3 separate regions of the Homo sapiens genome follow, and regions 1 and 3 are each linked to region 2. A link is an interaction called in ENCODE POLR2A ChIA-PET data of the cell type or tissue named here. Cell type or tissue: GM12878. All regions are shown on one strand. Region 1 holds the start of INAVA (innate immunity activator). Region 2 overlaps KIF21B (kinesin family member 21B). Region 3 overlaps INAVA (innate immunity activator).

Region 1 (8,000 bases), 77 kb after region 2:
CCAAAGTTCTGAAAGATTGGCCATATATTCTGGAACCCCACCCCGCAGGATACTTAGGATGACTATTAGCTCTGCACTGTCCATCTGTCCCAAACTCTATCCCTCGTAGAGATAAGAACAGGACAGAGGAGCAGGCAGCTCACCCCCACCCCTTCCCACCCACCCTAGCCATCCTCCCACCCTCCCCAGAAGCCAAGAGCAGGGTGCAGCCAGAGGTAGGAAGCAAGGTGGTCTCAGCTAGCATGCTGAGTGTGTCTGCTTTGCACAGAGGAGGAAGTAATGTGGGAGGGGAAGCCATTAATTAGTCACGCTTGCTAATTAATTATTAACCACTAAGTAGTTGCCTTGGAAAGTTGGGCCAACTCAGCCCCTGCTTCTCAGGGGCTCTGAGACTGTTGCAGAGGAGTGGGGACTTACAGGGACAGAGGGGTACCTTAGCACGCCTCCCGTCTCCGCCAGCTTCCCCTTCTCCCAGCTCAGCCCAGTCTCTGACTGCCAGCATCAAAGGGGAGGCACTGATCTTCCCAGTGGTCCCAGCCTGATGCTGGGTCCTCTCTGGGATGACTTGCTGCCCCAAGTAGAGCAAAGAGAACAGCGTCAGATGCCCAGAGCCCCTGGCTGTGGGCTCAAGGCTTGGTTCTGCTGCGGTCTGTACTACCTTGGGGAAGTCACCAGGCCTCCCGGGGCTTCCTTTCCTCCTGTGCACAATAAAGACTGCACAGTGTCTAAAGCCTTTCCAGGTCCCCGGTCTGAATCTCGACCTCTTGGTCAATGTCAGGCCAAGAAGGAAACCCGTACAGCCACATAGCGGACCCTCACATCTGCCTCTGCCGAGGCCGCCCTCCACAGCTGTAGGGAACCTGCCCCAGAGTCAACAGGTGAGAGCGAGGGCACCACCCCCACCCAGGAGGCTATGAGTCTTAAGTGTCTAAGGCATTGCTTTTAGATAAAGGCAGTTCAGGTAACATCCCCACCCCCTCCCTAACACAGGGATCCCTCCTGGGCCTCTTCAAGCTCCAGTACTGGGCCCTAAAAAGCAGCCCACCCGGCTGAACAATGTCCCCAGAAAAAGGCAGAGGAGACCAGAAGGGGCACAGAGGGAGGGAGGGAAACTCCAGAGCACCTTCCCTCAGGCCGGGCCATGGGGGATCCTCCTCTATCCCAAGTGTGTCCCCCAAAGCCAGGTCTCAGGCCTGCCTGTCCCAGCTCATCTCTGCTTGCTCTCCCTCTGGTGGAAACTAAGGCCTAGGCAACCACAAGAACAGGCTCCCGTCCAAGCCCACCAGCACCCCTCTGTCATCCCTACACACCAGACATAGGCTGGCGGGGGTGGGGGTCGGAGGGGGGTGATGGCCACTGCTTGGGCTCCTCCACTCCCAGGCCAGCCTGCTCTCAGCCCCAAAGACCCATTCCACCTCCCCCGCCCTCACCTGCTTCTGGGCTTTAGTCCAGGAGTTGAAAAACAGCCCCTGCTTCCAGTCAGGGGGCTCAGGGCCCTCACATGTCGCCTCAGGGTCTCCCAAGCCACAGGCCTGTGCTCTCTCTCCAGCTGACGGAGCTGCTGGCCGTCCGTCCGTCTCGGCTCACCTGCCTACCTTGCCGTCCCTCCCAGGCTGCCGGGCCAGGGGAACCAGGTTACTTGTTATGACTTGAGTCAGAGGGGAGGAGCAGGTGAGCAAGTCCTTCCCTGAACTAATCCCGTGCAACTGGTGCCAGCAGGCAGCTCCTGGGCCTCTGCACTTCCGGGGGGCAGGAGGGTAGCAGGGAAAAAGGGGCTCCCATGGAGGAATCCCCAAAGAAGACAACAACAAGAGTCATGTCTTCATGGCCTCAAGAGACCCTAGTACAACATTCTGAGCTGTGAGGTACCTGCGTGCCCTCCTGTCCTGACCCTGGCTCTCCCTGCCTTCCTTTGACCTCAGTTTCTCTTTCCAGAAATTGAGGCCTGTTAAGCACCCCGGAAGCAAGGTGAAATGTCCACTGTCCATGGAAAAAACAAGCAGGACATTTACAAACTGACAGGGATGGGTCACTGCTCTTCCCCACATATGGAAATGAAGACCAAGGCCTGGGTTTTATCTCTCCCGAGTGAGGATTTTAAAACCTCAGGCAAGGCAGCTGGAATTCCAATATGCAGAAGTTCTAGAATCCTAGAGAGAGAGGATCAGGCTGTTCTTTTTATCCCAGACATTGTCCCCCAAGGGTATCGAGGCCATCACTTCTCTGTTGATTATTTACATCCATCCCCCAGCAACGCATGTTCATGGGGCACTGACAGGCACTGACCTGAGCCCAAGTCCTGTTTCCTACTCCACAGGAGGTCCACTGTGACCCCAGACCCTAAGTCCACTCCCCAAATGCAAGGAGCCAGAGACCAAAATGGAACTTATTTCCTATAAAAAATAAGCCTCAAGATCTCCCATCCCACCGACCCCCAAGCAAATGGGAAACTGGAATCTAGCCTATTTCAAGGCGGAAGCAGAGCTAACGCTGACTGTTGCCTGGCCTGTCCCCAGCAGGCTGCACCCCTCAAGTCTTCATCTTACCACCTCCCTTTCCCCCCACTCTCTGATCTTCCCACCATTCCCCCGACCCAGATTCCAGTGCCTCAATACATGTCTGGATTGCTTCCCCTCCCCCAGCCCCTAAAAAGTCCTGTCCCCACTCCCTACCCCCAAGTGCAGGGATGACAGAGGAAGTTTGCTTTCACCAGGCATCTCCTGTGGAGCGGAACTCATGGGGCTGGAGTCCCCCAGCATCCCCCACTGCTCCGGTACACACACCCAGCACACCTTCACATTCCTGTACACACCCTTTTTCCAAACAATGCTAGCCCCAGAGTGCTCCAGGCTGACCACCTCATTTTCTGCCCAGGCTGAGGCTGAGGGGCCCTAAGAGGGGACAGTTCTTCCTCCCCCCGCCCCATTGGGAGCTTGTTCTCTGGGTCTCCCAAAGAGCCTGCAGCCCTGCCCTTCCCCAGTCCTCCGTGACACACCGTCCCTCCCCATAGAGGCTTGGCACTTTCTTACAAAGTCAAACAGAGAGGGGTTGACTCTGGGCATAAGCGGCCCTTCCTCCACCTTGCCCATCTCCAGCTCCAGGTGGGGGTTGGTGGAAGTTTCTACCAGCTGTGAATTGGCTCACAGTTCACATTTCTTGAGCATAAAATAAAATTAAGAAGATCACTAAAAAAGTCAATTATATGAAATAAAGTTCTAAAAATATAAAAACATAGCAATATATATGCTTCTTTATTAACATTAAGCAGGGTCTAGCAGTGGGTAATTTCACACAAGGGCTGAGTGTAAACAACATTTCAAGACTGCTGTGACTGCAGTGTGATATGAAACTATGAATTCTATTAATGGCAAAGTCACAGGTACTGCCAATGCTACTGTGATTTGTTGTCTTCATAACTAAAGGTGATGTTAAAATCTGTTAAAGGTTGGTGAAAAACAATGATATCTTTTTTTGCCTCACCTAGTTTACACATCCTCTGAATTCCATCTACAGATGCCTAATGCCAATGAACCCAGTTAAGAATCCCTGCCCTCAGGTAATCCTCCATCTCTGACTTCAGGGGAGGTTAGTACAGATGCTCAATCTCACTGTTTGCATTGATCCTTTGGAATTCTCAAAAACACCTTGCTCCCCCAAATTCACGCTCAATATTTCCCAACCTTGCAGAATCTGAGGTTTGGAAGGGAGCTGGCTAACCAAACCTCCTGCCAAGAACCCCGGGGAGCCATCCTTGGAGCTCTCTGATGGCCATGTCATTCAATTCAAAATACCAATGGGGGAGGTGGGCACTCCAGAGGCCAGCTGGGAATCTGAAACAGCTCCCCACTCCAGTCAGGCCGGGGAGTCAGGGGACTGATGCCCCAGCCCCAAACCCCAGAGTGCCGTCCAGACCACCAGTTGGTGAGGAAGTGGTATTTCCTTGCAAAACATTATAGTACTTGGAATCTGATCTTTGCAGACAAGAGCCCTTCCCCAGGGAAGAGAAACTGGACCTCTTCAGTGTTTTCGTTTCCTGAGGAAAAGTCCCGAGTCAGAAAACTCTTCCCCAGCGCTGTAGCCATCCACTCTCCATTTTTTTTAAAAAAAAGTTCCTTCTTTTAGGGTCTTCTGATAACACCAGATTGGAAGTTCTTTAAAGCAAGGGCCTCGTCCTACCATCTTCACATCCCCAACAGCCCCCAGCAAAGTAGTCTCAGGCACTGCTAAAATCTTACTTCAAGAATTAAGGAATCAATGGCCAGCGCTAGAGACAACAGTGAAAAAAGGAAGAAGTGAAATAGCCCGGGACCCTCCAGGCAAGAGGGGTAGGAGATGGTTCCTTCACTGTTTTCTTACTCGCGTCTGCTCCCTGCTCACTAGGAAAGGTGTTCGCCTCCACTAAGCAAAGGTGAAGTGGGCTGGGACAGGGGAACTCCAAGCCAGCTTGGAATGCGCCCTGAAATGAGACCTCTAGGCTTTCTCTAAAAAGCCCCTTTGTCCTGTCCACCCTGCTCCCCTCCCCCACTGCGCCCTCCACATCCAGGCTGGCCCGAGACTTTGCTCCTTTTGTTTGGCTGCTTTCTGGCTTCCCGGAACCTGGCCAGGAAGATCCACAGGCACGAAGAAGGTCGAAGGAGAAAGGTTGAGGGACTGGAAATGTGCATTTTTGGTAGGAACTCAGAATTCCTGCCCCTTTGAAAAAATTACCCCATTCCCTGTAGGGCACCCTCCGCTAAGGCTGAAGACCGTGGGTTCAGGGGCCCGATCCCCCGCCCCAGTTCACCCGCACTGGGTGCCCCGAAGTTTTCCCGCTTACCTGTCCCATGGAGCTCTGGCGCCGCCCGCCTGCCCCTGCGCCCTCCACTCCAGCCTCGCAGCTTCAGGACCTGTTTGTCCAGGCCATCTTCCCTCCCCCCGAGCCTCCCTGCGGCCTGCCCTCCCCGGAGGTATTTCATTTAACTTCGGCATTTGCAGCATCCCAAATGTTAAAGATCCCAAGACATCTGTCCCCTGGGGCATACCAAGGCCCAGAGGAAAGAGGGGAAGACGCAAGAAGGGACTGAAGAGTCCGATCCAAGAGTCGGGACGGGGCCGCACGCGGGAGTGACGACGTACCCGCAGGGGTGAGCGAGCTGCGGGAGCAGCCGCTCGAGGGGCGAGGCTGTCCCCTTTGCCCCGCTTTCGGACGCCCGCGCGGTGGGACACCCCTGGCGCCGCCAGTTTCCGCAGCCCAGGCGGGACGAAGCTTCTCTCTTGGTCCCAGTGCCGCCTTTCATTCGCGCGCTCTGGCCTGGCTGGGGCCAGTTTTCATTCCTGGAGACCCCTAAGTGGAAGAATGAAAGGAGCCTGCGGAAGGGCGCTCCCCCGACCCTGTCCTCCCCGCAGGCGCCCTCCCCCTCGCTGTGCGGCGCTGCGGGTCGCGCGGGGATGGCCCCTCTCCCCGGCCCTGGCCCCGGCCCACTCCCACTCCTCCCGCCGGGCCCGCTGGCTGAACTCCGGCTGGCTGAAGGGAAGGAGCACCCTCCCGGCGAGCGCCTCCTGCTGCCCGCTGCGAGCTGCTGTGTCCCCGTTCATCCATTCATTCACTTCCCGGTTTTCAGTTGTTCAATAAACATTTATTGAGCACCTACTAGTGCCCAGCACGATGGATCAAAGCTCAAGCCCCATTCACTGGAGGATTCTCCAATCTAGACGAGTGATGAAGCAGCACAGTACCTGAAGTAAGGGCTAGGACCCCGGGCAAGAAGAGGGAAGGCTGACCCAGGCTGAGCCTCGGCAAAACTTGGCCAGAGGAAGCAATACCAGAAAATAAGAGAGGGACTTGAAACAGCAGTGACAGGTGTACAAAAGCACAGCAGCAAGGGAGCACAGCAGGTTCCAGGAGCTGCAGGGAGGTTAGGGTTTGGGATGAGGAAGGAGTAAAGGGAAAGAACATGGAAGAGAGACGAGGCTAATTCGTCAGTCAGTGGCTCATCCAGAAGCAGGGCAGCCAGACGCAGAGGCTCACGCCTATAATCCCAGCACTTTGGGAGGCCCAGGCCAGAGGATCGACTGAGGTCAGGAGTTGGAGATCAGCCTGGGCAACATTGTGAAAACCTGTCTCTACCAAAAAATAAAGAAATTGGCCAGGAGTGGTGGCACGCACCTGTAGTCCCAGCTACTTGGGAGGCTGAGGTGGGAAGATCACTTGAGCAGGGAGGCGGAGGTTGCAGTGAGCCAATATCCCGAGACTACACTCCGGCCTGGGAGACAGGGCAAGACCTTGTCTCAAAACAACAACAACAACAAAAAACCCACAACGAACGGCCAGGCGCGGTGGCTCACGCTTGTAATCCCAGCACTTTCGGAGGCCAATACGGACGGATCGCCTGAGGTCGGGAGTTCAAGAATGGCCTGGGCAACATGGCAAAACCCCATCTCTACTTAAAATACAAAAAAAATTAGCGAGCATGGTGCTGGGAGCCTGTAGTCCCAGTTACTCAGGAGGCTGAGGCATGAGAATCACTTGAACCCATGCAGCAGAGGTTGCAGTGAGCCAAGATCACTCCATTGCACTCCAGCCTGGGTGACAGAGCGAGACTCTGTCTCAATTAAAAACACACACACACAACAAACAAACAAACAAAAGTAAGGCAACTCCATGTGGTTGTCCAGGTTGTGCACTATACTAAGAGGGAAGGTTCACCATTCTCCACCCACCTCGCCCTATGTTTGGTCAGAGCTGTATCTGCCTAGAGAGGGTGGCTTTTTCTAATTTGTACAAAGGCATTATATGAGGTAAGATGACTAAGAGCCTTGTGGGCTAGGTGAGGATTTAAGATTTTTATACTGAAGTTGAAGAGAAGCTACTTGAATTAATCAGCACTCTCTGAGAAACAGAACCAGTAAGATGTGTATGTATAGATAGCTATATCTAGAGAGAGAGAATGCAAGAGAGAGATTGATTGATTTTAAGGAACTGGCTCATTGGATTGTGAAAGCTGGCATATCCAGAATCTGCAGGATAGACTCTCAGGCTGGAGATCCAGGGAAGAGCTGGAGTTCAAGTTCGAAGCAACCTGCTGGCAGGATTCATTCTTGCTCCAGGGAGATCAGACTTTGTTCCAACCAGGACTTCCACAGATTGGAGGGTAATCTGCTTTACTCAAAGTCTATTAATTTCAATGTTAATCTCATCTAAAAACACACACACACACACACACAAAACAACAAAACACCGTCTAGAAACATCTGAAAAAATGTTTAACCAAATATCTGGGCACTGGGCCTAGCCAAGTTGACACGTAAAATTAACCATCACACTGCTGAAAAACGTTGACCCAGGAGATGAACTGGGCAAACTGACCTTTAGAAGATGAGTGGCATGTGAGTGGTTGGAGTGGGGAGAAAGCATAGGCAGGCAGGAATGCAGGCGAGGGCGATGGCGCCTAGACTCCTGTTGTGGCAGAGGGGAGAGAGTGGGTGAAAGGCAGAGGGAAGAGGTCAAGGGCCTCAGAAGCAGGCACCATGGAAGCAGAAACCAGAGTCCTCATTGGAAACTGACTGCTCAGCCCATGTAGGGGAAGGAAGGAGGTGCGATTTGGAAGAGGTCGCTAAGCCCCCATCAGCTCTCTCTCCTTCCCACTTTGGCTGAAGGGGCAAGCATTCTCCATCAGATGGGGTTTTCTGGGAAGTGGAAGGGAAGTGGGGAAAACCTTTGAGTTCTTGCTAGGCAGGAGAAAGGGAAGCAAAGTTGGATGTCCTTAGCTGAGCTTCTAAAAGCTGCATGGTAGCTGGGCAGCTGCTCGCACCCTGAAGCACCATCCTCCCCCATACGCAGTAGAGGGACTCACTGAGTCCTCTCCCTGCCCGGAGGGAGCTATCCTGGTCCAATTTCACAATCCTCAGGCTCTCTGGCCAGGCAGAGGAAGAGGGGGAGGAGGCTGAACTTCCCCACTCTCCCTTTCCCCCGACCCTTGCTCCAGGGGCCGGATGAGGAGAGGGAGGCGTGCCTAGACCCA
Region 2 (8,000 bases):
CACCCCTCCACTTTGTCCTCCACCCCAGTGACCTGACGGTGAAGTTCTGGAGTGTCCGGCGGTTACCCCACAGCGGCCCACCCTAGGAGTGAGGTCAGAGGGATGCCCCCGGACCCTCGACCCCAGCAGCCTGGACACCATGGAAGGGAAGCTGTGACCCGGCCGATGGGGCCAGCTGCTCTGGGGACAGAGGGCGTGGCCCCCTCTCCTGCCCTCCTCCCTCTCCCTTGGCCTTCCCACAGGACACTGTTCCCTCATCCCTCCCCTGCCTCTCAGGAGCCTCTGGGTGAGAGAGAGGCTGGGGAGGAAATTAAGCTGTGAAGCCAAAGGGCATTATCCCTTCTTGTTCCCCTCCTGGCAGTCGTGGCCACATTGTCTCCTGCTGAACCGGCTCTGCCCCTTTCTCAGGCCTTTGGCCCAGTGGTGGAGCCCTGTGGGGAGGTGCAGCAGCCTGGCCCCATCCCACCCTTCCGAGGAGCTGGCCTCCCCGCTTCTCCCAGCCCAGCCTCTAGAGCCACTGCACCTGCCTCTGAGCCCAAAAAGATAAGTCCTCAGGTAGCTAAGGAAACCAGGTGTGGGCGGCTGGGCCTTGCAGCTAACCCTTAACCCTCTGGCAACCCGCAGATAGCCCCAACTGGCCCCAACAGTTCCCTGGGGTCCCTTTTGGATGGGGCCAAGGTGGAGCTGCTAGAAAGATTCCTTTGGGGAGATGGTCAGAAATACTTCAGTTATTTATTATTTTGTTATTTTTATTTTTTGCTGTTGCCTCCTGGAAACGGACTTGAAGTTTCTTCCCCTATATTCTTTCCCTCAGCTCTTGGGGGCCAGAAATCCCAAAGGGAGTCCGCTGCCCCGGCCCTCCAGGGCCGCCTCCTCTGTTTGCTTTGCAGAGGAGGGAACTGCTCCTTCGACTCTGCAGCTCAGGCCTGTCCCCGACACAGCCCCCAGGGAGTCTTCTAGCTACCCCTGGCCTCTAGGCCGCCTGACGCTCAGTGCCTTCCTCCGTTCCGGGGCCTGGCACCCGTGCCGGGCAGCCTTACACCAGCCATGCCCGCGGCACCACATGTGTCTTCTCACTCGCGAGGTCTTGTGCCCAGCGCCCCCGGGAAGGCGGGGGCGCTCACCCCACAGCCCAGGCCCCGGGGTTCTGCCCCACAGTCCTGCGTGGGCCACGTAGGAAGCAGCATGGGGGCTGTGTCTGCTGGGAGGTGGCTTGGATGGGGAGGACAGCCCGGCACCCTGACCCCCGCCCCTCCCCAGCCCTGCAGTCCCCCACTGGGCCGGGGAGTCTCTCCAGCTTCTCTCTCTCTGGTTATTCAGGAGACACATTTTCGGCCTTAAAACTGGCATGGAGCGCAGGCCCTCCCTTGCAGAAAATTATCAAGGAAGAGGGAGTTGGCAGAGTTTCTCTGCCCCGGGGCTGGGGACGCGGAGCTCCGGGGAAATTGTTAAATCAGTGTTCTGGCGCCCCCTGTTGGGGGAACTCTGGAATTACAGGAGTGGGCCTTGGGGGGGACTGAGCTCCATCCCTCTCCCCCGCCCCACCCCCACCCAAAGTTGCCCACCCTGTTTTTCCGTTGCATCGCTGGTCTTGTGCTTCCCGCTTCAGTCTGGGAGCCAAGAGCCAGCCCCACCTCCCTTCAGAGGACGCAGTGACTTTTGGACTTTCCAGAGGTGGTTCTGTGTTTCTGCCCTTGGCTCCTCTCCGTCTTGGGCTGGGGCACTTGGAGCCCTCTCCATGTGGCGCCCAGTGTTGGGGGGAGGCAGGCTCCAGTGGAGGCTGAGTGAGGCCTGGTCCCTTCCCCGTGCCCTCCTCGGAGCTGCCACAGAGGCTAAGACGGCTGTCCTGCTGGTGCTGGCCCTGCTGGATGTGGTATTGAAGTCTGGGGCAGCTGATAGCAGGAAGGAGACCCCCTTGGATGCTGGTCTCCTGGGACCTGAACAGTCTGTCAGCAATGGCTGGAAATCCTTCTTCCTCTGGCCACCCCGGGGGTGCCGGGCAACCCCCTTAGCTCTAAGATGTGGCCACAAATCTCTTCCCACTCCTCCCCGCCAACCTGAACAGAAAGTTTTGACCTTGCAACCTGTAAGAAAGAATCCGTCCGCATGACTGTTTACAAGCGATAGAAACACGTAAGACTCTGTCCCCTTGAGCTCCCACCCCCGGGCCGGGGATGCCCCACCTGGGGTGACTGCACTGTAGCTGCAAGGCGTGTTCTTGCACGAAGTGTGATCTTATGGCCCTGCGAGAGGTGCTCATCATCATGCCCATTTTCTGCTGTTTCTGATGGGTCAGCTACCTCACGGCGGGGCCAGCTCTGCTGTCCTGGCAAGTGTCATTGACTCTCTAAACTTGAAGTCCTTCAGGAGCCCTGAGCCCAACATCCATGAGACACCCCGAGTTGTGCTTCATGAGAGTTGGATTCTCTGCCCACTCTTTCAGGGATGTCCAAGGTCCATGTTAGGGGGCAGGCCCCCAGCTCCACTCACTGCACAAGCACCCTAAATGTTGGAAGCACAAAATGGTTGTGATTTGAGCACAATGGCAGGGTCCCGCAGGCAGACTTGACAGGCCCAGGCCCGGGAGGATCCCCCCACGTTGGCTCTGTCCAAAGTGAGATTGGGGGTGCCTGTGTCTGGGACAGGGGGCTGCCCTTGCTCAGACCAGGCCTTGGCTCATGGCTTGTCCTAATTCTGGGACTCGTCATCTTACTTCTTGCCCTTCTGTGCCCATCTTAAGACTGGAGGCTGAGCCTTGTCAGGCCCAGCCACATCTTTACGCCATGGGACCAGGAGTAAAGCGCTCTCTAAACCCCGCACCCCAAATCTCTAAACGCCTGAGTTCAGGCTGAGTCCTAGCCCTAGTGAGCCTGAAGAGCTTGGACTGATTCCCAGTCTCCTGGGTCAAGCCCCACTTTGTGCTTTCGAAGCTTATGAGCGGGTTCCCTGGATAGAAGGAGTCTTCCATCCCCACTGCCCTTGGGCCTCTTCAGCATAGTCCTGTGCCAGGGCCCTGTCCTCACTATCAGTCAGTTCAGTATTTGCTTTCACGTGAGTGGCGGACTCTTCTGAAGCAGCCAGAACTCTCAAAGGCAGCGCATGGAGTTGCCTTGCGAGATTTCCAAGGAAGGAGGAAAGATTAACAGGCGGAGCCTGGCACACCCAAGCCTTTGAGGTGGTCAGAGTGCCACCTTCAGCCCCTTGGGAAGGGACAGCGGTGGGTCTGGGAGTGGCCTCACCCTGGATTCAGCCTAGGAATCTCTTCACCCTCAGCTGTCCAGCCCTGCTGCCTGTCTGGGGATGTGTGGCCTGGGCAGAGGGCAGTTTAAAGCACAAAACCACATGGGGAAAACACAAGGTTGCGGGGACTTTCTCATGTGCCTGATGTGGTGGAGGGAGACACCAGCAGGTGGCTGCAGTGACGTTAGGGAACATAACACTTCTTTGCCCTGCTAGCTCTCAGCTCTGGGGGGCATCCCCCGATGTGGTCTGGGCTGGGAGCAGGCATATCCCCTGGTTGTTGCCTGTGCCTGGTCTGTTCACCATCGTGTTTGTGTGGGCAGAGCCTGCCCTGCAGGAGCAGTGACTTTCTTCCCACTGTGTGTCCCGGACCTGTGGTATGTGTCCCTTTGCCATCCCAAACAGGCAACTGCTTGCTGCTCTCCTTGCTTGGCATAGCCTCCTGGTCAGTGGCCAATGCCCCACAGGCCTTCCTGGGCCTGGCCCTCCTCTCCTGACTCCCAGATCCTTCCCTGCCCTCTTGTGTGCAAGGACAGATTTTGCAGGGAAAGTTCTGTTTCTTCTTTGATACCTTTGTTCTGTCCCCTGCCCCATCCCCAGCACTCATGATCTTGAAGCCCCTATCACACTCTAGTTCAGTCCTGTGAACCATGTCCTGAGGGCCTTGCAGGGAAGTAGGAAATAGAAACTCCTCCACAAAGAGCCGAGGATCAGAGAAGACCCCTGAGATGAATCAGGGCCCTGCCCTGCCCACCAACTCTTTTCTAGCAATCATGTCCTGCCCAGGCTGCAGGCTTCATTAGGCTCCTGCTGTCCTCCATGATGTGACTAGCACAAGGTGTATATATGTTTTGTACCTCTGCCGATGGCTGTACATAGTGTATGAAAGTTATTTAAGCCCCATGTTGTACATTTCTGTTCCTAGATTGGATGTGTGTGTTCTAAGAAGTTGTCATAAATAAAACCTGAATGACCAATGTCTGTGGAGGTGTCCCCTGTCCCCTTCCAGGGGGCTGCTGACTTTTGGCTGGGGCCTTTGGAGAGGGAGTTGGTGGTGGTGGTGGGTGGGTGGGTGAATGGGTGCAGCAGGCCTCTGGGGCTGGGCCCAGCCTGATGAGAACTTCCTGAGCTGTGAGTTTGGGGCTTCACCAGTTAGAAAGCAGAGAGCTTTGAGAGCGTCACATTCTCCTCCAGACTCCATATGTTGTCTCCAGAGGCAGGTGCAGTTGCTGGAAGAGTGGGCAGCAGCATTTGTGGACCAACTGCTATATCCTAGGCACTGTTCAGAGCATTTTTCATTGTGTCTTCACTGCCCTGTGTGACAGGTGACATTCTCATTTTATGAAATGAGAAAGGTCTCGGGATGGATGTGACTTTCCCAGGATCACAGCTAGTAAGGACAGAGCCAGGATCTGCATCTAGACCTCCCCAACCACAGCAGCCTTTGCCTTTTGCTAACGTAACACGTACCTCTCTAGGGCCTGGACTACGCTGTGCGTGGTGCACGCCAAACGCATCTCGGTCCCTTGCCACTTATGGAAAGAAGGCAAGACTATAAAAAGATCATACAAGAAAAGAGCTCTACAAAGGTCTTTTCTTTTCTTTTTAAATAGAGATGGGATCTCACTATGTTTCCCAGGCTGGTCTCGAACTCCTGGGCTTAAGCCTTACCTCCCATCTCAGTCTCCCAAAGTGCTGGGATTACAAGCGTGAGTCACTGTGCCTCACCATGATTTTTGTCCTAGATCAGTGCTTTTCAGTCTTTAAGAACCCATATTCCCTTTTGATAACCATGAATTGTTTCACCAACTCCTGGAGATTCCGGCCCATCCCCTGGGCAGAGAGGCCCCTCGGGGAGAATCCACATCTTCATCACCAGCCACAACTGATTAAAAAGCTTAACTTCCTGATATTTGTATCAGGAATATAATAGGGTTTCTCTTTGCTTTGTTTCCCAAATATAAAACCAAATTGCTTCCTCAGCCTGCGCAGGTCCCCTGCTGTTTGTCCAGACTTATGGATGTGACAGGTGCTCTGGCCAGGGAATTCCTGGAGTCTGTAGGAGGCAGAAGTCACCGTGGGTGGGAGGGTGAAGCTTCCTGGGGAAGGTTTCCTCTAGAGAGGCTTCTGGTCCTCAAACAGAAAGGCCTTGGTGAGTGAGAGAGGGACCCTGAGCCATGGAGGGAGACACAAGTGGGCAGAGTTGCCCTGACATGCCAGCCCCGCTGGCAGGCACAGAGCCTCCTGCCCCAGGAGCAGGGTGGCTTCTTGCGGACAGTTGTTTTTGGCTGGCTGACCCGGCATCACCCATGCCACTCCCCGCCCCACCCTCGCTCCCCACAGGTCCATATTTTGCATAGGATCCTGCCTGACAGTGGGACAGAAGAGCCCACTGTGAACTGCAGGAAGTGACACCTGGGCATGGCCAGCTGCAGACTGGGCAGGGTGTGTGGGCAAGACCCAGAGACCGGCCACTGGGGAACTGGTCACGGGCCAGACCTGGAGTGGACTCCAGCCATCTGGTTCCTTCTTGCCACTGCGCTCCTCCCTGCACCCTCCAGAAAGTTTGCAGCACAAGGTAATTTTTCCAAATGTAGTTCACCCTGTCTCTCGAGGATGCCAAGGCTCCTGCAGGGTGCAGTGGGGGACAGGAACACTGGGTTAAGAGACTCTTTTCTTCTTTTAATGTGGGGTGTTGTTTTGTTTCCAGATTACATGAATAATATCTGCTTACTTTAGAAAATTTGGAAAGCAAGAGTGTCAAGAAAAATCCCGTTTAGGATATAAGCTATGGGGCAGCTTTCCCAGGCACAAGGGAATGGCACCTCTCAGAATTTGGTAAGAGCCATTCAATTGTCAGAACTAGGTGGCATCTTAAAGGTATCTTTTCCTCAGCCTCTGAAGTTGAGTTTTAAAAACAAAGATAATGTTTTCCAACTCTCTGTTTATAAATTTACATTCTACAGAATTGAGGCCCAGAGAAGCCAACAGAGTTGGCCAAAATCATCCTGGGACAGAGATGGCCCTAGAATCCATTACTTTCCATGCATTCATTACCTTGTATTCATTATTTTATGCTTGACCAAAGTGAGGGGGTGACTTGTGGGGGTGTCAGAACAGTCTTTAAAGTGGGTCTCATCCCAATGCACTTGACCGGTTAATAGATTTTTAATAAGATCTATCTTTTATCATTGCTTGTAACAAAGCAAAACTGCCCTGGCAGAGGCAGGGCACTGCAGGGCAAGTATCCAGGCCTGAGTGTTGATGCTTGGGGTGTGGTTTGGGCTGTGCCAAGGGCCAGCCATGGTGGTGTTTCTATAGAGCAGCGCTGTCCCTGGCTCTGTGGTACCCAAACTCTCTGATCTTCTGGGATGTTTTTCACTAACAATCCTTTAATAAATCACTTTCCTTCTTAAGCCAACTGGAGTGGACTCTGTTGCTTACAACTGCATTCTAGAACACCTCATGTGTGCCAACATTACTTCTCCCTCGGCTCATAGTTGAAGTTGGTTCAAAAGAAATGGCTGGCTCTGGCCTCAGACCCATGGCTGAATGGGAGAAGGGAACAGAGGGGCAGAGCAGGGAGAGGTCAGCCTAACCCAGATGTGCATAGGCAAGAAGGCGGCTTACAAGTGGCTCTACCCCAGAAGGCCAAGAATTGACTGGAAAGACAACATAATAGCTATTTTCACAAAGGTGCATACTTTTTCCTTTTATTACAAAGATTCTGCAGGGATACACCTCCATTTCTAGTGCAGGACCCAGGAATCTGGCCCCATTGTCACAGGGTCTAATGGCCAGGCCTACATCTGAGACTCAAGGATGCAGGCTCAGAAGTAGTGCCTTTGGGGCCTCCTCCTGCAGAAGCAGGAGGTTGGGGGCTTGGCCAGTAGCAGCTTCTTCTTGGCTTCCAGGATATGGAAAGTCTGCGTGGTGAGGCAGCTGACCGTGGGGTTGGAGTCTCTCTGCATGTGCCGTAGGGCTGAAACACAGAGAAAGTCCTAGTGGGCTGGGTAGGAGGGCCTAGGCCCTGTGGTGCAGACATGTACCGGGCAATGGGGTCGGGACTGGTGGATTTTAAACTATGAGCAAGAGTTTCTTCTAGGAGTCCACAATGCTCCATTACAAGCAAGACCACATAGCTGCCATGAGCACAGGGAGATGCGAGGCCCACCTGCTCCTGACCCTACACCCATTACCAACCCACTCACTCCTCTCCACTGCCCCTCCCTGGCCCTGCGTCCTCTCTTTCCCATAGAATAGCTGTGTGTGAAGTTCTCTGACTTCAAAAAGAGCTGCAGCCAGGGACTCGACCACACATGGGAGCCCAAAACTGTCTCTCCTACAAGAAACCCAAGGGACCCTCCTGGCTGATGAATGGGCTCCGTGGTGGTGAGGGTGTGAGTGAACATGGGGCAGGAGGGCTCTGACCAGCACCTCAAAACCTAAGCACCTTGGGGATGAGCCTGCCTTTTCACACGTCTGGATGATCATTTTTGTGAGTCCATCCGCTCACTTTTCCTAACTTCTGAGCATTCCCCACCAACACCGGTGCCACTAAAAGATGCAAGGAGGGGGCGACTGGGCTGCCACTCACCTGTGTATGCCTCCTCAATTTCATCGATCTCTTCCAAGTCTAGGGTTTGGATAATCTGACCTACAGGAGCACACAAAAGCACCTCAGAGGCCCCACAAGGAATCAGTGGGGCCCTGGCTGCAAGTACTCTTGGCCCCCTTCCCAGACACTCACTATTCCCTCC
Region 3 (8,000 bases), 62 kb after region 2:
GCAAGGGTCTTAGGTCAAGTCTCCCAAAGCAAACCAACAAACCCTCTGCCGGGCTGCGTGGGTGCCAACGCATTCCTTCCCTGTGTGCAAAAGTGTTCCTGCTGCATTCACAAGCTTGTGATTCGTGTAAAGTGTGCTACATCAAGTAGCACATTAAGTACTTTTTTTAAAGTACTACATTAAGTACTTTTTTTAAAGTACTACATTAAGTACTTTTTTAAAGTACTACATTAAGTACTTTTTTTAAAGTACTACATTAACTACTTTTTTTAAAGTACTACATTAACTACTTTTTTTAAAGTACTACATTAAGTACTTTCAGCTTAGGTACACCGTGTCCAGTGGCAGATCATCCACAGCATCTGTTCGGTAGGCACTGCCAGGTACCTTACTTGAACGTGTAAAAGCTGTCATGTGGTACCCAGAGCAGTTACCTGCAGCCCAAGACCGGCAGGGGCTGAAATCCAGCCTTCACTTCACTCTACTAATGCACCCAGGTATGGGGCTGTGTCTGCCTTTTCCTAATTTGCACAAAGGCATGGTTTGTAAAATGGCCCTCGTAGCATGTAAAATATAAAATCTATTGCTGTGTGGTGGCGGACGCCTGTAATCCTAGCTACTCAGGAGGCTGAGGCAGGAGAATCGCTTGAACCTGAGAGGCGGAGGTTGCAGTGAGCAAAGATTGCGCCACTATACTCTAGGCTGGATGACAGAGCAAGACTCTGCCTCAAAAAAAATTTAAAAATTAAACAAAATCCATTGCTTTACTTGAGAGCAGTTGTCCCAAGCTGCCCCCAGTTCAGTGCTGCCTGACCAGCCAATTTAAGCTGATGGAGAATTCAGCAGTGCTTTCATGGTGCCCCAGTCCCCATATGGTATGGCCAATACTGCCTGTCAACGCTTAGCCATTTAAACTATTACCAAGTAGCAGATGACTTAGAAAGTAACATACAGTCAATTCTCATTATTTGCAGATTCAGTATTTGTAATTTTCCTAGTTGCTAAACTTTATTTTTAATCCCCAAAGCAATATACACAGTGCTTTCATGGTCATTCTTGGACACTGCAGAAAAGTGACAAATTTGAGTCTCTTTAAGTTCTGAGGTTAAACGAGGCCATGTTCTGCCCTCATGTTTCAGTTCTCATGCTGTAAGTGCACAGTGTCCTTTTTGTGGCATATTTATGTACTGTGTGTGTTTTTGCTTTGATTAGTGATTCTGCTGTTTAAAATGCCCCCAAATACAGTGCCAAAGTGCTGTCTACTGTTCCTCCCTAAGGCATACTGGGAAAAGGCTGTGGTGTGCCTTGTGGAGAAAATATGTGTGCTAGGTAAGCTTCATCTGGGTATGAGTTACAGTGCTGTTGGCCATGAGTTAATGAATCAACAACCCATATTAAGTAAGGTGTCCTTAAGCAGAAACTCACATAACATAAGGTTATATATTAATCAGTTGATGCAAAATGTCGTGACCAAAGGCTCACGGGAACCTAACCCTATATTTCCCCAGGGGCAAGGGTTCAGTATTTGCTAATTCAGGATTTGCGTCAATTTTACTTTATAGAACATAACTACCACAGATAATGAGAATCAACTGTGCATCAATTGAAAAAGTGAGTTGCCTATTGTCAGTGACCAATAATAATCTACCAGCACAAGGAAACATGGCAAGGGTAGAAAATTTGAATCAAGTTATGCAAAAAGACAAAACTAGAGTCTTTGGAAGAAAACCACTTGCTTCATGGATGGCCTTTGGCTTAGTGGGGTGCAGTGCATTCTCTGTCAAGAGGCGCCCCAAGAAGAGATCCTAAGAGAAGTCAAGGCACTAGCCATGTGTCACCCAGGGTTGTCCCACCTGTGTCCTGGGAGCTCCCACCCTCCAACGATAAGCTCTAAGTGGGTCCCCCATCTCTCTGGGGAAGCTGTCTCTTACCTCAGAGACTGCGACTGGCCCCTCCTCCCCTGTATCTCAGGGGTGGCTGGGGCACTGGTGCGGCCCTGCCACTGGCCAGGAACACCACGGATGGGAACCACGTGGTAGGAGGCAGGCTCCAGAAGCCACAGGCTGGAGGCACTGGGCCCATCCTGTGGTGTGGTGGCTGGGCTGCTGCAAAAGGATTAGAGACAGGTCAGTGGCAGGAATGCCTCCATTCAGGGGCTCAAGAGGTGCAGAAGAATGGGGATGCAGTGGAAGGGGCTCCCAAAGTTAGTAGGGCAAACTGCCAGCACCCTTGGGGAACTATCAAGGCTCACACCTCCATCCCACGACTGCAGGAGCTCTCTCCTCCACCTTTCCACTTTTCCATCTGCCCAGCCTATAGCCATCCCCAGCATAGCTCCCACCGACTCCCTGCCCTGCCCTGCCCTTCTCCCTTCCCCCTGATCCTGACCTGGACTCGCTCCAGGGCTCAGAAGACTTCCTGGGCTTCTCATAGGGGTGGTCCAGGCTGGTTTCCTTCCAGGGGCTGTTCTGGACTGGAGCCCGTTCTGGGCTCCCAGCCTCAGGTCCTGTTGGCTGCAGACCCTCAAGGGTTTGGGGTGGGAGAGGCCGAGAAGGTGGGGCTGGAGACTCTGGAGGAGGTTTTGGCACTTGGGATTCCTCTGCAGGAGTAAAAGAAACCTGGTAAGGCCAGAGGCTGGGGGAACCGGCCCAACAAGAACCTCCACAAACCACAGCCCATGCCTCGCCGCTCTCCCTCCCATGCTGGCTTGTGCAGCTGCTGCAGGCCATGGCTCCAGCCCTAGATGCTCAAACATGTTTTCTTCTCCTTTGGGACTTACTTCTTCCCACACAGCCCTATTTTATGCCTTCCTCCTTCAAGAAGCCTCCCAGATTGACTCTCTTGGGCTTACAGTGCTCCACTTTCTAACCTTTGTTCCTGGTACCATGTCTGCAGTTATCTTTTGTTTACCTATTTTTCTTGTTCCTGCCATGCCCATATGGCCTATTTATTTCCTTATTGGCTTGGGCACTCCCCTGGGCAGGACTGCAACAGCTTCTCGATCCACCTTGACCCTGGCATCCTCATGGTTTGTACACAGGGTTCTTAATCTATAGACTTGTGTTTCCTTCCTGCTCCCTTCTTTTAAAAAACAGCAATGATTGTGGGCAGATTGCTCTTTGGCTCTGACTGGTGCATCTTGAAATCACACCCAAGGGTGAAGGAGGGACATCTGGGGTTGATCAGCTCTCTTGGAGTTCACCTTTCCTTTCCCTGTAAAAATAATGAGCTTCCAGAATGGGAGATGATCGCACATTCCCCATCTTCAACTGAGCATGTGCAAGGACATGCGGAAATTGACATGAAGTCCAAGCGGAAACCCTAAGCCTGGCACCCTAGCCTTCACTCCCACTTAAATTCCACACCAGCAAACTGCCCAAACCCCATGGTCTTGCAGTAGGAGTCCAGCCTTGACAATAGTCCCCCAAACGTCCTTCTCACCTTCCTCCAGGAGGAGCCCATCTGACAGGGAGCTGTCATCAGAGGCACTGAGCTCTGCGAAAGACAAAGGGGAGAGAAGAGAAGGAAGTGAAGAAATGAACAAACAGATATGAGTAACCAGCAGTGCTGAGCAGCTCAGGCCTGATCACTCCCCCAGGACAGCATCAGTTATGAGGAAATACCCTCTGTGTGCTAAATACACATTGGGAGTGATTTTTTTTTTTTTTAAGAGACAGGGTCTTACCCTGTGGCCCAGGCTGGAGTGCAGTGGTGTGATCATGGCTCACTGCAGCCTTGACCTCCCAGGCTCAAGGGATCCTCCCACCTCAGCCTCACAAGTAGCTGAGACCACAGGGGCATGCCAGCACACCCAGCTAAATTATTTTATTTTTTTTGTAGAGAAGAGGTCTTGCTGTCTTGCCCAGGCTGATCTTGAACTCCTAGGCTCAAGTGATCATCCCACCTTGGCCTCCCAAAGTGCTGGGATTATAGGCATGAGCCACTGTGCCTGGCCTGGCTGTAAACTTACTACATGGAAGTAGAAAAAAATAGAAGGCAGAGCTAGGAGACAGGAAACCTGATTTTAATCCTGACTCTGATACTAGCTATGCAACCTTGAATAAACCATTTCAATGCTCTAGACCTCAGTTTCCCCACCTGTCAAAAAAAAAGAAAAAGGGTGTCCTCTGGCAGGGCTTCTTGGTAGTGGAAAGGAAAGACAAAGGGTCATTTTGGAAGGCCCTTAGGATAAAAAGAATTTCATGGCCAGGCGCGGTGGTTCATGCCTGTAATCCCAGCATTTTAGGAGGCCAAGGCAGCAGATGGCTTAAGCCCAGGAGTTCAAGACCCACCTGGGCAAGATGGTGAAATCTGGTCTCTACAAAAAATACGAAAATTAGCCAGGCATGATGGTGCATGCCTGTAGTCCCAGCTACTTGGGAACCTGAGATGGGAAGATCACTTGAGCCTGGGAGGTCGAGGCTGCAGTGAGCCGTGATCACACCACCGCACTCCAGCCTGGGCAACAGAGTGAGACCCTGTCTCAAATAAAAAAAAGGGAATTTCACTCTAACTTTTGTATAATCATCTCACATCACAAACACAATTCAAAGATCCCAATGTGAGACCTCCTGTGTTACCAACAACAAGAGGAACGCAAGGTAGGAATTTGAATTTAAGATAAGGTCTGGCCAGCTGGCCCCAGGGAAGTTTCTTCAGTTGGTGATCTGGCAAGTCACCTGAAGGAAATTCAGTGTGACTTTACTTCATGGTATAGCAGCACTTTTTACCTAAGAAATCAGAGGGAACTCATTTGTGCTATTGCTTTTGAAGAAACTTAAGCCTTCAGATTTTTTTTTTTTTTTTTTTTGAGATGGAGTCTCATTCTCTTACCCAGGCTGGAGAGCAGTGGTGTGATCTCGACTCACTGCAACCTCCACCTCCCAGGTTCAAGCGATTCTCCTGCCTCAGCCTCCCGAGTAGCTGGGATTACAGGCACACACCACTATGCCTGGCTAATTTTTGTATTTTTAGTAGAGACGGGGTTTTGCCAGGTTGGCCAGGCTGGTCTTGAACTCCTGACCTCAGGTGATCCACCCACCTCGGCTTCCCAAAGTGCTGGGATCACAGGCGTGAGCCACCACACCCGGCCAGGCCTTCAGATCTTGAGAATAAGCCTAAAGTGACCTGGATGGAACTCACGAAACATTTTCAACTGTGTTTGAGAATGAAGATGAGGAAAAAGTAATAATTGCTAATGTTTCTACTGTGCCAATACATTTCTAAATACAGCACTTTATATATATTAATTCAGGTAATTCTCATAACAACCACGTAAGGTAGATATTATCACCTGCAAGTGACAGTTGAGGAAACCACGTCTCAGAGGAGTTGAGTAACGTGGTTTAGGTTATACATTCAACAAAGGTGGTTGAGTCAGAATTCACACCCAGACAGTCTGACTGGAGTCTGCTCTTAACCACAACCCTTTATGGGCTCTCCCCTGTGAGCTTGCATCTCAAATGCATGGGCATTGCCCAGGAAGTTTCAAAAAAAGTAAAAAGTTCCAACCATCTTGAAATCCCTTACAACAGAGGTTAGCAAACTATGGCCCAGGGGTCAAATCCAGTTCAATAGCTGCTTTTGTAAATAAATGTTTATTGGAACACGGCTATGAATTTGTTTATGTAATGTCTGGCTGTTTTAGCACTGAAGTAGCAGAGTTGAACAGTTGTGATAAAGACCAAAGAGCCTACAAAGACTAAAATATGTACTGTCTGGCTCTTTATGGAAAAGTTTGTTAACCTTTGCTCCACAAAGGTTTAACCCATCTTTTTAAAGATGGGTTGTTACAATGTTGCCTAGGCTGGAGTGCAGTGGCCCGATCACAGCTCACTGCAGCCTTGACCTCCTGAGCTCAATCAATCTCCCACCTCAGACTCCTGAGTAGCTGGGACTATAGGTGTCCACAACCATGCCTATCCAATTTTTTTATTTTAGTTATTTGTAGAGACAGGGTCTCCCTGTGTGGTCCAGGCAGGTCTCATACTCCTGGGCCCAAGAGATCCTCCTGCCTTGGCCTCCCAAAGTGCTGGGATTACAAGCTTGAGCCAACATGCTCAGCCTGCTCCGCAATTTAATGAAAAAATCTTTACCCAGAGCAGGCAGTAGATTTCTAGGACATACGGTACCAGGAGCTGGGCTTGACTCCTGAGTAGCCAGCCAGCCCATGCTTTGCTTGGCTCACAAGTAGCCTTTGCTTTAGGGTTCAATTAAAGAGACCCCCTCTTACTGAATTCTGGTCTCCTGCCTTTGATCTTTTATAAAAACCTTAGGAATAAAGATTTTCATTGGGCCAGGCACACCTATAATCTTAGTTACTCCAGAGGCTGAGGCAGGAGGTTTGCTTAAGACCAGGAGTTTGAGACCAGCCTGGGCAATATAGCAAGATCCCATCTCTAAAATAGTTTTTTTGTTTTGTTTTGTTTTAATTTGCTGGGTGTGGTGGCACATGACTGTAGTCCCAGCTACTAGAGGCTGAGGAAGGAAGATCACTTGAGCCCAGGAGTTCAAGGCTGCAGTGAGGTATGATCACACTACTGCACTCCAGCCTGAGCAACAGAACAAGACCCTGTCTCTAAAAAGATTGGAAAAAAAAAAAAAAAGATTCAGGTTTCTGAGAGCTGCTCACTATCTCAGCAACTGTCCCAACCCTGCCCTAGCTCAGCGTTCCCCTGCCCCGCAGCAGCATCGCAGGACACCCCAGACAGAGGGGTAACGGTGGAGATTTTACTCACAAATGCTGAGCTTCCCCCAAGGCTATGCTGTCCAACACAGTTGCCACTAGCCGCATGTGGCTATTTTCATTAAAACTAAATAAAGTCAGTTCCTCAGTCACACTAGGCACAGTTCAAATGCTCCATAGCCACATGCAGCGAGTGGCTACTGTATTGGACAGCACAGATACAGAACACTTCCACCATCTCAGAAATGCTATGAGCGGCCAGGCGCAGTGGCTCACGCCTGTAATCCCACCACTTGGGAGGCCAAGGCGGGAGGATCCCTTGAGGTCAGGAGTTCGAGACTAGCTTGGACAATTTGGTGAAACCCCATCTCTACTAAAAATACAAAAATTAGCTGGGCGTGGCAGCACGCATCTGCAGTCCCAGCTACTCAGGAGGCTGAGGCAGGAGAATCGCTTAAACCCGGTAGGTGGAGGTTGCAGTGAGCTGAGATGGCTCCACTGCACTCCAGCCTGGATGAGAGAGCAAGACTCCGTCTCAAAAAAAAAAAAAAAATGTTATGAGGATGTGGCTAATGGCTGGTGTTGTTGATCAACAGATGCATCCAGAGTGCCTATTACATTGCACAGGTGGGTGCTGGGTGGCCCTCATGCGGTTCACTCTAGTAAATGAGCTCAACACCTGACTGCTCCCTGCCACTGCAAAGTATGGCTGATGACTCTCACCTAGCAGTTACTTTCCCAAACTAAATTACCCTTGTATGGAGCCCAAGGGGGCAGGGTGGTTTTTTATTTCGGTTTTTGGGTTGTTTGCTTTTTTCCCTTTTTTTTTTTTTTTTTTTTGAGACAGAGTTTCGCTCTTGTCACCAGGCTGGAGTGCAATGGTGCAATCTCGGCTCACCGCAACCTCCGCCTCCTGGGTTCAAGTGATTATCCTGCCTTAGCCTCCCGAGTAGCTGGGATTACAGGCATGCGCCACCATGCCTGGCTAATTTTGTATTTTTAGTAGAGATGGGGTTTCTCCATGTTGGTCAGACTGGTCTTGAACTCCCGACCTCAAGTGATCCACCCGCCTCGGCCTCCCAAAGTGCTGGGATTACAGGTGTGAGCCACTGCACCTGGCCTCCTGTTTTTTTGTTTTGTTTTGTTTTTTGTTTTTGAGACAAAGTCTCACTCTGTTGCCAGGCTGGAGTGCAGTGGCACGATCTCGGCTCCCTTGATCCTGGGCTCCACCTCCCAGGTTCAAGGGATTCTCCTGGCTCAGCCTCCCGAGTAGCTGGGACTACAGACATGCACCACCATGTCTGGCTAATTTTTG

Evidence for each region. ChIA-PET counts read pairs that join two places held together with the same protein. Peaks named below come from ENCODE experiments on the same cell type or tissue, not always from the same donor. Only the 100,000 strongest peaks of a DNase experiment are listed, where the experiment ranks them.
Region 1: POLR2A ChIA-PET joins it to region 2 with 27 read pairs; 7 of 35 experiments call an interaction of 5 or more read pairs at or near these places.
Region 3: POLR2A ChIA-PET joins it to region 2 with 10 read pairs; 6 of 35 experiments call an interaction of 5 or more read pairs at or near these places.

The regions. Positions count from the first base shown.
Region 1 is chr1:200,888,518-200,896,517 of GRCh38, reverse strand. INAVA (innate immunity activator) reads right to left here and starts at 1,618. Exons shown (of 10, transcript NM_001142569.3): 1 at 1,431-1,618. RefSeq lists enhancers at 191-701, 702-1,213, 1,214-1,724, 4,830-5,658 and silencers at 4,883-5,177, 5,268-5,387, 5,398-5,517. In GM12878, CTCF peaks have their summits at 4,840 and 5,547 (motif pointing left); no DNase peak of the experiment used is centred here; H3K4me3 peaks cover 2,521 bases; H3K27ac peaks cover 2,630 bases.
Region 2 is chr1:200,965,607-200,973,606 of GRCh38, reverse strand. KIF21B (kinesin family member 21B) reads left to right here. Exons shown (of 35, transcript NM_001252102.2): 35 at 29-4,217. The coding sequence ends at 86. It also overlaps the pseudogene MROH3P. Among named protein-coding and RNA genes, the nearest start is that of KIF21B, 54 kb to the left of the region's middle. RefSeq lists an enhancer at 2,353-2,532. In GM12878, CTCF peaks have their summits at 1,479 (motif pointing left) and 3,404 (motif pointing right); DNase peaks (open chromatin) are centred at 2,116 and 3,476.
Region 3 is chr1:200,903,329-200,911,328 of GRCh38, reverse strand. INAVA (innate immunity activator) reads right to left here. Exons shown (of 10, transcript NM_001142569.3): 6 at 3,442-3,495; 7 at 2,389-2,599; 8 at 1,932-2,105. Among named protein-coding and RNA genes, the nearest start is that of INAVA, 12 kb to the right of the region's middle. RefSeq lists a silencer at 5,277-5,396. In GM12878, a CTCF peak has its summit at 3,456 (motif pointing right); DNase peaks (open chromatin) are centred at 1,358, 3,548 and 5,384.